Linked DNA regions of Homo sapiens: region 1 is linked to region 2. Evidence: chromatin contacts called from ENCODE Hi-C data. All regions are on one chromosome and are shown on one strand. The core of a region is the stretch at or near the end of the contact, and the rest is flanking DNA. Distances in the headings are between cores, read along the strand shown. Region 1 holds the start of TUBB2B (tubulin beta 2B class IIb). Region 2 holds the start of FOXCUT (FOXC1 upstream transcript).

The links. A loop is a pair of places that touch in the nucleus more often than their neighbours do. Pooled maps may share reads with other maps.
Region 1: a loop to region 2 is called in a map with no recorded cell type, with 8 times the contacts of the local background. The contact joins the promoter of TUBB2B here to the promoter of FOXCUT in region 2. A Hi-C loop is called at or near these places in 1 of 168 maps with a recorded cell type or tissue (naive thymus-derived CD4-positive, alpha-beta T cell), 1 of 37 single-sample maps with no recorded cell type and 9 of 50 pooled maps.

The regions. Positions count from the first base shown.
Region 1 is chr6:3,225,774-3,232,780 of GRCh38, forward strand. It overlaps TUBB2B (tubulin beta 2B class IIb), which reads right to left and starts at 1,880. Exons shown (of 4, transcript NM_178012.5): 1 at 1,714-1,880; 2 at 788-896; 3 at 386-496; 4 at 1-38. The coding sequence starts at 1,770. LOC100422781 (a long non-coding RNA gene) reads left to right here and starts at 5,630. Exons shown (of 2, transcript NR_147505.1): 1 at 5,630-6,389. RefSeq lists enhancers at 863-1,523, 1,524-2,182, 3,478-4,034, 6,027-6,809 and a silencer at 1,787-2,076.
Region 2 is chr6:1,600,096-1,607,798 of GRCh38, forward strand. It overlaps FOXCUT (FOXC1 upstream transcript), which reads left to right and starts at 5,436. Exons shown (of 2, transcript NR_125804.1): 1 at 5,436-5,704; 2 at 5,921-7,263. RefSeq lists silencers at 4,155-4,574, 4,625-4,694 and enhancers at 5,996-6,496, 6,497-6,997, 7,355-7,703.

The sequences.
Region 1 (7,007 bases), core at 630-3,129, 1.6 Mb after region 2:
GTGGCCCTTGGCCCAGTTATTCCCGGCTCCACTCTGGCCTGCCAGAGGGAAAGAGAAATCTTAAGTCACCGGTGATTGTACTAAATACCTTACCTCAAACCCCTCAATATAGATCAGTGAGTCAATGCTCAGATAAGACTATTTCAGATTATCACCAAAATGGCCAAACGTTAAAATATTTGTTCATGAATATAATTATAAATAAGGAAGGCCAGGACACCAAGCTCTTAGCAGCTGAAAGGCAAACAATTTTACACTATATTAAAGCTAAGTTGGCACACCGCGGATGTTCTTCATGCTTTCCCTCTGGCAATCACACCTCTTCAGCCTCCACTGCCCAGCGTAAAATGAATCCCTCATGCTCTCAGCCACACCAGGCACTCACCAAACACGAAATTGTCTGGTCTGAAGATCTGGCCGAATGGTCCAGACCTAACCGAATCCATCGTGCCTGGCTCCAGATCCACGAGGATGGCCCGAGGAACATATTTGTTACCTGCAAGGAACAACAGTGACTTAGACCCTCAGGCAAGGACCTCTGCAGAGAAGGGCTTGGCGCCTGCTGCCATCATGCAGATGTTGCCCCAAACAAAGGGAGACCCACCATCAGGTTCTCAAAGGGCTCTGTTGGCATAAGGAAGCCCAATGAAATACTGCAGGGAAAGAGCGGGGATCCTAAACTGAATAGTCCACCCTCTCCCAGGGCCACACCCCTGGGGTCCCACGCAAGGGAAAGGGGAGAAGGTGGAAAAACTGAAGGGAGTGGGGGTGGGGCAAGGGTGATTACCAGTGGCTTCATTGTAGTAAACATTGATTCTCTCCAGCTGCAAATCACTGTCTCCATGGTAACTGCCAGTGGGGTCAATCCCATGCTCATCACTGATGACCTCCCAAAACTGAGACAGAAAGGCTGCATTTAGCCATGAACGATGCCCCCAGAAACGCCAAGGCTCACAATGAAATGTCCCCGACTCAGTTCCGACAACCCAACATTTCAGGAGCTTGAAGCTTTAAAGGGCGTCGTGACCCGGGCACAGCCGCGGGGCTTGTATTTTGCAGGTTCAGAAAGTTGAAACTGGGCGTTTCCCAGGCAAACAGCTGCCGCTCGCGGGGGGAGGTAGGGGTCGAGGGGGTAAGGACCAGCCAAAGCCGGGCAGTGGCGGAGCTTGGCGCACTGGTCGCAGCCCCAGGCTGCGGCAGGAGGCGAGGGCACAGGGACTGCAGCCCGCCAGGAGCGGGTGGGCGGGGAAAGAGGAACGCAAAGGAGCTAAAGGACCGCGGTTTTAGATTCAAAGCACGTCCTGAGACCGCAAGACAATCGCTCTCCTCCCCTCCCCCGGCAGCTCGACTCCGGTTCAAGCGAGTACAATTAATCCTCCTGGTGTCCCAGCCCCTCGCGCGGAGCGCCGCGCACAGCCTCGCGGACACACCCTCGTCTTCTCCAGGCACGCGTGCCTGCCAAGCAGCCAGCGCGGAGGGAGGCCGAGGGGGTGACGGGGACTCCAAATGAGTTACAGCAGAAAGAAAGAGAGGTGCCCCCTCCGTCCGCGAAAGTCACCTCCTAGCCCAGGCCACACTCGGCGGCACAAAGCGGCCAGGAAGGTCTGCATTTGGCGATCCCCAGGCCTTCCCAGGACCGCGCCTGGGGACCCCGAGGGGCTCTCGGCCCAGGTTCGCGCCCCCATTGGACCCCCTCCGCTGCGGCGCGCCCACCTTGGCGCCGATCTGGTTGCCGCACTGGCCCGCCTGGATGTGCACGATCTCACGCATGGTGCCTCGTCAGCGTCCTCCTGGTCCGGCGGCGTCTGGGTCTGTCCGTCCTCCCCTCACACACCCACTGCGGGGTCACCGGGAAGGCGCTCGGGAACCGACGGGCTGAGAGCGCCGGCCCCGCGGGCTCCGGCTTTTATGCAAGGAGGGTGGGGCGGCCGGCACAGGCCGCGCCCCCAGCCCGAGCCCCCCAGTCCCCTTCGCGCTGGCGCTCTCCAGGCCCGGCTGACGTAATGCTCCGAGCCCTAGGGACCGTCCGGGGGGCTGGACCACCGGCCCGCGGCCAATCAGAGCGGGCGTGCCGACCGGGAGAGGGGTGGGGGCTACCGGGAGTATGGTGGGGGCGTGCGCATTGTCTGGGGCTGTGGTGGGGGTCTGGGTATGGGGATATGGGGGAACAGTGAAGAAAAGGAGGGTGAGAGGGCGGCGAGGCGAGGGCCACCAGCGCGTCCTGACCGGGGTGGGGGCAGAGCTGGCACCGGATGGGAACGATGGAGGACTGGAGCATGTGGAGAAGCCGTCAGGTGCTCCAGTGCCGGCAGGTGGGAGGGCTGAGGTGGCACAGGCTGCTCCGCCACCTCGGACTGCGGCTCCTACTCGGCCACTGGCCAGAGTCCCTCCAGCCAACTGCCCCTGGTGAGACCACCGTCTTTTTCCTCAACCCTGGAGGCCAGCGACTGCCCAGGCGGCGCTCCGTCTCACAGAGGCCTGGGGGAGGACAGGTGGCCCCAGAAGGAAGTCGTGCTTGATGGCAACCGGGACACCTGCGGCCCATGAACACCAGCGCGGCCTCCGCCCCCGCCCCAGCGTGGGCCTGCTTTCTCCTTTGTCTGTCTTGGGCTGGTAGCTCCTCTCACTGCGCCGCAGCATCTAGGGGTGAAGCGACCTCGGAGCCCCTCAGCCCTGCCCGACCCTCTCCGGGAGTGCATAACGCCCCTGCTGGTACCCAGGAGCCCTCTGCCCCGGGGGTTGACTTTTGTTGCTCGCTAGTGATGGAGTGGGAGTGGCCGGTGGCGCTGCACTGACCGTCCGGAGGGCAGAAAGAGGGTGGGGTCCCGGGGGCGGGGCTGTCGGCGGAACAAAGGGCTCTCAGAAACGTGGGATACGCTGTGTAACCCAGTATTTAAAACCACACGACAGGCGCCCCACCCCCCCACCCCGCCCTCGGATTCAGTTCATCTATTGTCAAGTAAGAGGGTGGGTTCCAAGGGTGGCCCAAGCCCGAGTAACAAACTTTCTTATCTTCCATCGCGGCGACCTGGAGGTCCGAGGCTTCGTGCTGCGGTTGAAGGGTGGGGAATACGACTAAAAACTGCAGCCCAGCGCGCGCGAGACGACCCAAGACCCACGCGCACTCGCACGAGCGCGTGCACAGACTTGGAGCACAGACCCTCCCTTCAGATCCGCAGTCTCTAGGTACTGAGGCAGGAACTGGTCTCTTTGTTACTTTTCGCGCGCGCGTGTGTGTGTGTGTGTGTGAGAGAGAGAGAGAAAGAGAGAGAGAGAGAGACTAATCCTGCGTGCGTTTGAGGGCGGGAGGGGAAAGGGTGTCAGAAACGTTCACTGCACAACCTGTTCCCTGCAATTCGATGACTGAAGCGCGCCGCCCCACACTTCGGAAGGGCCGTTGGCGAGGTGACGTGACCTCTTTCATCCCCTGGCGAGAAAGGCCGAATGACCCGGGCGCACGCGGCGGAGCTCAGCCTGCAGCTGTTGAGCGAGACCCTCCCAGAACTATCAGCAAGCTGTCATCGCCTCCCTTTCCCGCTGTGGGGTGGAGGGTGGGGGGTTCAAGTCGATTCCAATGTACAAAGAGAAGTAGCGAGAACAAAAGCCCAGGCGCCCCCAAACATCCAGGGCGCCCAGACTGGAGCTCGCCGGCCGGTATTCCAGACCCGGCCGGCGTGCCCGGGTGAGGGTGGGGTCTACCGAGAGGCAGAGAGCAGCGGAGGGTCTGTCCACATGCCCTGCTCTCCCGGTACCAAGGTCTCGGGGCCTGACCTCCGAGTTTCTAATCCAGATCCTGCAGATGCCGAAACGTCGAGGGCTAGCAATTCCCAAGGTCATACAGCAAGTTGAGGACAGGGCTCGGACTGGAATCTCGTCTTTTGGGCACACCAGACCTCAGGGAAAGTGACCGCATCTCGGCCAAAAGGGCTGTGGCAGGTGTCAGCCTCGAGGTGGCGGCTCTGGTGGGACCAAGCTGCGCCGGAAGGAACAGAGCTAGGGCGGCACCCGCGCGGCGAGTGTAGACACACTCGGAGCGGTCACCCCCTCGCTGCGAGCTCCCAGGAGCAACCCTGATGCTCAGCGCTGGGGGGTGGGGTTGGGGGCCGCTCAGCTCCATGCTGAGTAACTTGAGCTGGCCGCCTGCCTCCTTCATCTAACCAATTCATTTCTCAGCTTCTGTTTCCGAGCCAAATCTCCATTCAGTGCCCGGGTGAAAACGCGTGTTCAAGATCATATAGATAGATGAAAAGACCCTTTCCTCTCAGGTTTCTTTTAAAGGGGTTGGTTTGGGATAGGATGAGGCTGGAAATCATCCTTCTGAAAGCCCAGAGTGCCCTTGGGGACACTTTTGGCCCAAGATCTGCTTTCCTTTCAAGCATTTTGCTCGAATTGTCCCCACACCCCTGCCCCTTCCGGGCAGCCAGTCTTGTTAACCGGTCTACATCGCACCCCCACCCCCACCCCCACTGGAATTGTGATGCTGCACATTTTTATTTTCACAAGGAGCCGATTTTGTGTTAAAATGTTGACAACAGCCACACCTTTCCCTGAAGTCTTTCAGTTTATCTGATAACCCTTAAACAAAAAAATCATTCTTAATCCATGTAGCTCGCATAAAGAGACTGGTACCCGGCTTTCAAAGAAAAAAAAAGTCGTTTTCAGTTGGGTCCCCAGCATTTCTGTCTATTCATTATATGCAATGCGTCTCAATCTAGGTCATCGTATATCAGGCACGAAGATTTCGGGGCAACATATTTCATGATCTCTTAATGTTAGTCTTGATGATGTACTAACATTTAAAAATTTTCCCTTCCAGAGACAATTGTAGAAATATTGCTGCATAAAATACAATTCAACATTTGTTTTATACGTAATCTATTGCGTGACTGAGGTGAGCAAGATATCCCTTAAACTATTAAAATTATATTTGCTTTCACAATTTTCAGATTACTTTCAACGGCATGTCCTCAAGTGAATTTGCATTTCTCTATTACACACACAGTCATTGTTTGAAGAAGTCTGATAGAAAAGAGGCTTTATATAGTAGTAAATTTTTAAAGCACTGTTTTCATAATGTAGCATATATTTTTGACACATTTATTGAAATTACTAGACATTTAGCATTAGGGTTCTTCACTGCTTGCCAGGATTCACCGCTTAAAACCCCAAAAACCCAGCCCGCAGCCCCCATAGCTGGCTCTGCAGCCGAGATGCACGCGGTTTCCTAGGCAACCGACACTTAGCCAATGAATGAAGAGGAGTTGAAAGAAAGAGACTGCAAATCCATCATTATTTCCTTACACACACACACGCACACACACACACACACACACACACACACACATCACCTCTTCTCATAGCTCTCCATTTAGAAATATTGGAAAGCTACCAATCCTAGCATTTATGTAAAAGAGCCAAATGCCCGGGGCATGGGGGCTAGGAAGCGGTCGCAGCCCCATACTGTGACTGCGGAAAGGACACAGTGGAGGAAGCTCCCGGGATCCGCCAAGATCTGCGCCTTCTCAGCTTTGTCGCTCCCCAGTTTCTATTCCATTGCCCTCCCCCTTCCCCCCAGGCCTTCCCTCCTCCGCCTGGGAAGCCAGCGGCCCCGGCGGAGCTGCCCGGCACTGTTTAGTCGCAGGGGCTGCGGGGTGGCAGCCTCAGAGCCCTGTCCTTCCGCAGCCGTGGGCCCCGCAGGGACCAGCCAAGCAGGGCAACCAAAAGCTGGAACCAGCAGCGAAAACCCCGAGCCCACGAACGCAGCGCAGTGCGGGAACACTTGCCCTTTGTTCCTCAGTAAGGCCGGGTGTTTTCGCATCCCCGGAGGTTGTGAATTTGAGTTATAATGGCCTCGGTCGGGACTGAGAGAGCCGAGCTTCCACGAGAGAGCTTTGCCTGCTTTGTCCTACAAATCGGCGGAGGGAGTAGCATCCTGGCTTTTCTAGGGCGCCATTTCCCTGCTACAGGCAATCTCCCCTCCCCCACGCTGTCAATGATTTGTGGGATTCTTAGGCAGGCGGGGCAGGCCGAGCCCAGGGAATGCACGCTGAGTCCTAGACACAGAGCCAGGCCGGGTGGAAAACAAAAAGAGAAGAAGTGATTATGAAATAATAAGACGGACCGTGTGCCCCTTGCAAGGTGCGGCCTGCGAAATCAACAGACTTATAAATAAGGTCTGGTGGAAGCGCAGGAGCGCACGCGGGAGGCTATGGCGGGGGAACCTCTGTGAGTTCCGCGGCGGAGGCTAGAACATCGCTGTGGCTGCGGGACCCTCACCCGGCGCTGAAAACCCTCCACATCAGCTCCTGCTCGGAAATGTCTCCGCAGCTCACCAGTGCTTTTCGAAATCTGCCCAAGACCTTTGTTTGCCATTTAAATGAAATGAAAACGTGCGTATCCAGGTGGACACATCCATGCAGCAACACCCCTGCCTCTGGGCTCTAGATGCTTGGTGGGCGGGCAGTCACTGTGGCCACACTGCAGAGACAGCAGTGCAGTTTCCAAACGGAGTTCTTTGGGCTTCACATGCCCAGCCTGCTTCTTTTTTAAAATTTCTATTTTAATTTTAGATTCAGGGAGTCCATGTGCGGGTTTATTACGAGGGTATATTGCATGATGCTGAGCGTCCGGGCTTCTATCGACCTGGTTACCCAGATAGTGAACGTAGTACCCAATAGGGAGTTTTTCAGCCCTTGCTCTGCTCCTTCCTTCTCTCCTTTTGGAGTCCTCAGCGTCTATTGTTCCCATCTTTTTGTCCGTGTGCACCCAATATTTAGCTCCCACTTATAAGTGAGAACATGCAGTATTTAGTTTTCTGTTTCTGTATTATTTCGCTTAGGATAATGACCTTCAGCTGCATCCATGTTGCTGCCAAGGACGTGATTTTGTTTTCTTTTTTTTAAGGGCTGTGTAGTATTCTGTGGTGTGTGTGTACCACATTTTCTTAATCCATTCCACCATTGATGGGCACCTAGGTTGATTCCATGTCTTTGCTATTGTGAATAGTG
Region 2 (7,703 bases), core at 4,186-6,685:
AATCCAGCACTTGACCTGTATTTCATATTACTCTGATCTAGTCGGGGATGCCTTCTAGGTTCTAAATGCTTAATTGGAAAATGTCTGGCACAGCCAGAAAATAAAGCCCAACTCTCCTTTTATGAGATTTACAGCAGACTGTCAACACCATCTGATAATTGAATCTCCTTGAAATCGGCAGAGCTATAGAGATATCATCAGGAAAGCTGATGTACAAACAAGCAAGAAGAAAAAAAAAGAATTAGAAAAACTGATTTTACTCCATTTAATGCATAATCAAGGGAAATGCAAAATTTGCCCAACTAAGGAGAAAGAGAAATACGAGGTATAGTTTTCTCAAGCTTTGTTTAGAAGCAAAAGGATCCCTCCACTACACTCCAGCCTGGGTCACTAAGACACACACACACACACACACACACACACACACACTCTCTCTCTCTCTCTCTCTATATATATATACACACACACACACACATATATGTATTTCCATATATATATGGAAATATTATTGTCATGCATTAGCTCTTTTAAAATATCCAAAGACAACCTGAAATGAACAAAGCAGGAGGACCTGGGTGAGTCTGAGCCCATTCCAGAAAAAAACAGTTGGCAGCAGTAAGAGTGGTGTTTACTAGAAAATTAACCTACTTCCAGCAGACAGTAGACAATGTGACTGATATTAAACAAAATGCGTGGATGTGTTTGCCTTGATGTTCGAAGGGTGGAGCTGCATCTGTTTTCCTATTATGTAAAACCCCTGCCCCGCTCCTGCCAAAACATTCTCCCAGTGACACGTCTGCCCGCCTCTGGATGCGTTCCTTACTAAAACAAATACGCCTAACACCGCATCTTTGATAGCAAATGCTCACAAAGGCAAACAATGAAAACTCCTAGGGTGCGTTTCTTGGGATGGCACCGGGCACCATGCGGAATTGCCACACACAAAAGCAAAACAGTGCTCCTGGCTGACTGGGCCAGGCCCCAGAGGTCAGCAACTTTTAGTAACTTGCTCTTTCTCGGCGAGTAACTAATTTCCCCCGCTCTGGGCATCCCGCAGTCCTTCCCTAAGAAGTCACTCTGTGTGTAGATGTTGTCTCTTTGAGGAGAGTGATAACTACTCAAGCAAACCATTCTTATAAGCGCACACTCTCACGAATAAAAGGAGAGTGTCTCATGGACGATACTGGCACCCTATAAAAGTGCAATTCAGCCTTATCTAATCTGGTGCGTGTTTCATCACAGGGACATGCAATAATGGCAGCCTTTGTGCTGAAGGAAGAAGGAAAAGCTCTCACGCGCGGGCGAGGTGGCGGGGGTCTGTGACCCGGCCCGGACTTTGTGCCCAGCTCTCAGTGAGGACTTCGCGGTCCTGGGGCCAGTAGGTGAGAAAATGATGGATGGGCCGGGTGGGCGACGGCAGGAACGGCCTGGAGAAGGCTTCCTCCTCCCATCTGCTCAGGAAGGACCTCAGCGCCAGACTAAACACAGGCCGGCGCGGCTGCGGTGTGCGAGCTCGCGCGCCGGCCGCCGGCCTTTAAAAGCACCTTCCTGCGCACGACGGGGAGACACCGGGAGACCAGGCGCCCCGACCCATCGGCTGGTCTTGAGGAGAAGCAGGACCGCCCCAGACTGTCGCCGCGGCCGGCAGGGCCGGGCGCTCCGCGGGGAATCTGGGCCGCGGTGCCCTGTGCCCCACTCCGGCAGGACTGGGCTTCCCCGGCTCTTCGAGGGAAGACCGCACAGAGAAGACCCTGGGCACCCCTGTGGCGGGCCGGACCCCGGGAAAGTAGGGCCCCTGCTGCCCCGCGCACTTGGTGGCCAAACACCTCCGGAGCCTGAGGTCTTGGGCCTCCTCTGGCTCTGCGTCCGGGGTTCTCTTCTCTCCCCCAAGGGTTGGCCTTTGGGTCAATCGTCCAGACCCAAGCCAAGCTTGTGTTGGGCAAGGGAGGAATTCCTGGAAAAGGAAAAAGCCCCTGCCACCCTCCGCCCTTCATTCATCTTCCCTGCCACCCACTCTCTCCTTTTCCCTGCTCCTACCCCAACCCTGACCCTCAAGGCCTACCTGGCCAAAGACAACAGCTGCGTTAGTCGCTAGGCCTTGGTGGGACTGAAGGCGGAGGAGCCTGGGCATCTGCTGGGGGAAGGCCGCACTAGACTGCAAGTCCTGGGTAGAAGCCCTCCCCATCTTGGGCCAGCTCTCTTCTGAGAGCCTCAGTTTCCCTCTCTATGATGCCAAGGGCTTGACTTTGGTGACTTCTGGACAGCCCCGGCATGGTGTCCTGGAGGTGAGCTACAACCTGAAACCCACCTCCTGCTGCCCATCCCTCCTCCAGCCTCCTCTGGCTGACGTCTGCCATGGGTCCGAGAGGAACTGCTCCTGCTTCCTCAGTGTTCTGAGGCTCCTGGCCTGCCTGCCTGCCTGCCCATCTGTCTGGAGCTGTGGGTAAGAGCGGGCCCACCATTGAGGCAGGGGCAGAAAAGAGCCTCTCTGCTTTATTTGCTGTGTTTTCTGGAGAATCTTCCTTGGGGAAACTAAATGAAGGGAAAAGCAGGAGAGGAGCCACCAGATAGCATCCAGGAGGAGAGAACAATGCATTCACCAGCAGGTCCTTTATTCGTTTATACAGAATGTCTGTGTCCAAATATATACCATTTTTCTGTGCATGCGCGTATACCAGTTTCTCCTCATAGCACTGGCGTGAGCATCTCTAGAAGAGTATGGAAGTGTGCAGATAAACCAGACCAGTGCAAGTCAGTATGTGTACACATATATAATAGATTCAACGGTTGCTGTGGGTAAACATCCTTCCCATAATAATTAGTATTTAGCTTCATGGATGTCTGCAAAGGGTGCTCTGTTACACACCCAGCTGCTAGAAGAAAGCCAAACACGGAGCAGGCCTCTATGTGTTTGTTGATTACATGGATTAGTAAACGTATCATCGATCTGAAATGCACATTTTTTTTTTCATTTTAGCAACTGAAACGGAGATGAGATTTACCACTGATGATATTTAATAATTTAGTTTTTTCCCCTCTTAGTGGCTCATAAGCACTGTACCTTATCATAAGTGGCGTCTTAGATCCAGTGAGCCTGTGCAGAGTGCAACTGCGAGGGCTGTGTAATCTTGGGAAAGCTCTCTCTTTTCTTTAAGCTCAGTTTCCTCATGTGTAAGATGTAGATCATAATATCCATGTCAGCGTCCTTGTGAGGATTAGGTGAAAGGAGTGTTTAAAGCACACAGCAGGATGACCGCATACTAAGTGTTCTGTGCATCCTACCAGTCTTTATAATTGTGGTTATGAGTGTCCGTGTTTAAGATTGGAGAAACATGGAATAAATTTGCCTCTCATTAGCGTGCACACTCTGCCCCAAACCCCTTTTTTTGTGGGGGGAGGTGCTGCTCCATCTAGTGAGTGGGGAGATTTTCTAATTCCCACTGGGGTCCTTGTGACCCCAAGCCAAAGCGGACCTTTAGTAAATGTAAATTCTGCATTTCTCTGCTGCCTTCATTTATAGTCAACCCGGTCGGACTAAAAAGAACTACCAGGGCGACCATAACTAAACACTACAGAGCAAGTGCCTCCTTTCCTCGCAGACATTTATTTCTGTGGAAATTCGCCTGTTTGCCATAGTTTGTCTTTTCTTATTTCTTCACTTCCAAACTAAACAGCCCTAATCCGAGCGCATACCTCTCTGTGTGCCAACGTTTCGCCTGTGTCTGTGTCTGCTGCGTATGTAAATACGGGCGAGCCTCTCTGTGGGCAAAGCCATAGGTGTGCATGGTCCTTGTTCCCATAGGCGACATCGGGGTGTGTGATTGCACGTGGGGGTGTGAGGCCTCGCCAGCACCGCCACTCACTGGTCCTGTTCTCGAAACCGGTTCTTTGGAGGCTCAGTTTTTGGTAATTAAGACTAAGGAGTGTTTAAAAAACAGAAGTACATTTTCCTGGAAACCAGCAGTCTTTATTTGCAACTTTTATTGGCAAACCTGGCTGCCAGTAAATACATTCCTTGGCATCTCCCACAATGTAATTCACTGGATGGAGCGGCCTTGCTTTTTCTGTAACGTGTACGTCAATTAAAAGGGCCGCCTGGAAGGAATGCGTAGCGGTGGCTGAAAGCCCCAGTCTCGGGTCACCTCCCTCCACTCCAGGAACAAAAGCGTCCGTGGTCTGTGCCTGGAAGTCTGAGAGGGTCTCCCCGATGGGGCTGTTCCCGCCCGGACCCTGAGGGATGAGAGTTGCAGCCTAGAAAACCAGGTGCCAGGCCCTGCGGGGTCCCACGCGGGCGGCGCGGTCTTCCCCAGGCCTCCTTCTCTGGAGACCCGGTTCCCAGGGGACGCTGTGCGGGGACAGGCGGAGCCGGCCCTTGGAGCCCGGCGCGGGCAGAGGCGCCGCGGAGACAACGCCTCCGACGGCAGGGGGCGCTCGTAGCACGCGCAGTGCGCGGTGCGGGCGCCCAGGACGGCTGCCTGGCCCCGGGTTCCCGAGGCGCGGGACCTGCCGGGGTGAGGTGCCCCCAGCCTGAGAGCCCCAGCCTGGGTCGGCCAAGGGGCCTCCGGGCTTCCACATCGTCCCTTTTTCTGCTGACGCTCGCGGGGAAGCGGCGGGAAGCCTGTGAGGGGCGGCCTGGGAGCAGACGGACCACCAGGTCACCGGCGCGCGCTGCCAGGCGCCGACCCACTCGCGAGGACCAGCGGTTCCCGGAGGCGTCGGCCCTCAGGTCCTCGGGGGAGGCCGGCTGCACCGAGCCGGGTGTCGGCCTTGTCCCTGTCCTGAGAGGTGCAAACACCGGCCCCGGCCCAGGCCCCCGGGGCTCCTGCCCAGAAGGCTCAGAGCTGGGGGCCGACCGCGCCTTACCCGCAGGAGGCCCGGCGGTGCGTCCGCGTTGGTGCCACTCCCCGGCCGGGGTGAGGGACGTCGGAAGGAAGGTCCCAGGGCGCAGGGTTCCGCGAAGGGAGCACTCGGAAGGAAGGCTGGCTGCGGCCCCGGCGCCTGGGTCCGCTGCGGCGCCGGGCCGGAGACCTGGGAACAGCCAGCCACCTGCAAGGTTGCAGCCCACCTCACCCCGCCGGCGGCTCCGGGGCTGTCTGTGGGTCTGTCTCACGGGGCAAAGCCTTTCTTCCCACACCCACAGCCAAGGCGCGTCCGTGCAGGGGCACACGCCTTCTGCTCCAGCCCCAGGAAGGCGCTTTCGCCCTGCAGTCCTCCGACGGCCGGCTCCCGCCGCACCGCGCACCCTGGCTCCGGCAGACTCTGGGGCCTGGGGACTCGCCCACCCTGCGCGGCGCGCCCCCCACATGAGCCGAGGTTGGGAGGCTGCGGGGCCTCTGTCCTCCCAGGCCGTGGAGTGCGGCGGCCGCTCTGAGTCCGCTGGGGACCTGGATGGAGAGAAACTGGGGCTCGTTCGCGCACACATGCACCATTTGTTCTTTCCGATCATCTATCCCTTTACGAATTTTATTTTTATTCCGGATTGTTAATGCAAGACGACAGTTTGAATCTCCATTTACCTCTGCCTGAACACAAGAAGCCCTGAGTCTTTTGAAGCCGGGCACCAAAGTTAAAGATTCACTTCCCGCATTCCCCATGGCCCCCTCTTGCAGCTTAGCTCGGCTCTGAGCCCCCGAAACGCCCTTCGAGGCGGGGGCTTTCCTGCCAAGGGGCGATAGGTGGGCCATCCCGAGGCGGGAACGATCAGGTAGGTGTTGGCTGGCTTTCTCCTGGGTGAGTAGTTAGGGGAACCGCCCCTCCAGGGGACTTAGATGACATTAAATTATCCCATCACACAAACTTCCCGTGGAGGTCTGCCCCCAGGAGGGCAACTATCGGATTAATCCAACCATGTAGACAGGCAATATGGATCACTTTGTCTTTAAAACAATCGAAAACCAAACGCTCTTTTCGTTTATTGTAGAAATTTTTCTACTAAGGACGGGGCTGAATTGGAGGGACTGTGCTGACAAATCCTCTACTTGAAAATCCCCCAGCTAAGGAGTATCTGCCCAAGGTCGCGGCCACCCAGATGTTCGGTCCCCACTCCTTCCTCCGCTGAAAAGTCGCACCGATGACTAACGTTGCCTGCCGGCCTGGTGGTTTGAAAACGAATGCCGGGCATTGATGCAAGGATATCCTCCCCTACCCCTGGGATTCTGGTCTAAGCAAAGGAGGCCGAATGGAGAACTAAGACAATTATCTAAGTAATCTAAAAAGCTCAAAGACATCCCCAAGCGGACCTTGCTCCAGTGGTCTGTGATGGCAGCCTAGTGGACAGTTTTCTAGTGGCCCTCTGGGGTTAATTGCCTTAATCTTCCACTCTGTCTGCCCCAGCAAAGGGAAAGATGCTAAAGCAGCTGTGGACTTGCAGCCTCCCTCCTGTGTGTGCAGAGCCCCCAGGAATCACTGCCCCAGTGCAGCAGGAGAAGCGCCTTCCCTCATGCCCTAAGCCTGCCTTTTCTGTTGTCCCCCAGCTCCTGGGCCAGGTGGAGCCCCCCCTGAAGCTGGTTTCTACCTGCCCTCGCCTCCCCACTGCAGCCCACAGTTCGGCTTTCAGGGCTGAACCCAGAGCCCAGAGGATGGAGAAGCCAGAAAGCGGGGAGGTAAGGGAGAGGGCGTCTAGGCACACCACAGAGGTGATTGGGCTGTGACGGGGACAATCCGCACAACACGAGCTAAGCTCACACCCCTAGGGAGTGATTTTTCCGGACTGCCCCCATCCCAATCTCCACCTCCTCTGCTTTACTTGAAAAAGAAAAAGAAAAAAGAGAGCTCCTTCTGGCTCCTGGTGACCCATATTTAGGACACCATCCCATCCCCCAGCACACACATTCCTACAGTGTCACCTGGTCCCCAATCCGAGCATTTCCTGGAGTGCTCGCCACATTCCCCTTCCTGGTGCTTTTCTATGGTGGGGCCAGGGGAGGCCTTGTTTTGAACATCGCTGTGACGTCACTCCCCCTCCTCCGAGCTAAGCACCCCTCGGTGGGCCCTGGGAATTGTTGCCCGGCCTGCTGGGGAGGGGCGGAGTGTGGGCCCAGGGAGGGTTCCACCAAACATCCATTACCGCTGTCGCCTGCGGGGCCTTCAGGCTGCAAGTACGTGAGGTGTCAGAAAAGAAGCCGAAGGGTTCCCGTGGGGGCTCTTCTGCCAAATGAGTCAAGAGATGTGCGGAAGCGGATGATTGAAGTACCCCGTGGAGTAGCAGAAAGGGGCATCAAAAACTGTAACCTGAAAATAAAAGCTTTAACCTGTTCCCCAAAAGACTTCATGCCTGCGTCTTAATGTTCAAATAACACCACTAACAACAAAAATGAAATAAGAAAAGTGCTTGAAATACAATCAAGCCGCTTACTGGAGGCTTGCTTCCGAGTAAGTTTATAAAACACAAATGCAAATATCTTTTCCTGGCGAATATCCAGAGCTAAACCAGTGGAAAGTTGATCTTGATAAAACTACGTCCCTCCATTTTTTCTCGCACGCCAGACACTAATTTCACAACGGCGACTTTTATACCCAAAACGGAGAGCTGAGAACACCGCTGCAGGTCGATTTGCAATTTACATAACAAGCTGTTTACACTTCACTGGGCCGATGGAGGGAGGAGGCAGGGAAGAGCAGGAGGCGACAGGCTGGTGGGGGAGGGGGCAGCGGGGCACCATTGCCTGTTGCAAAACTCGGGGCCGAAGGCGTTTCCCGCATTC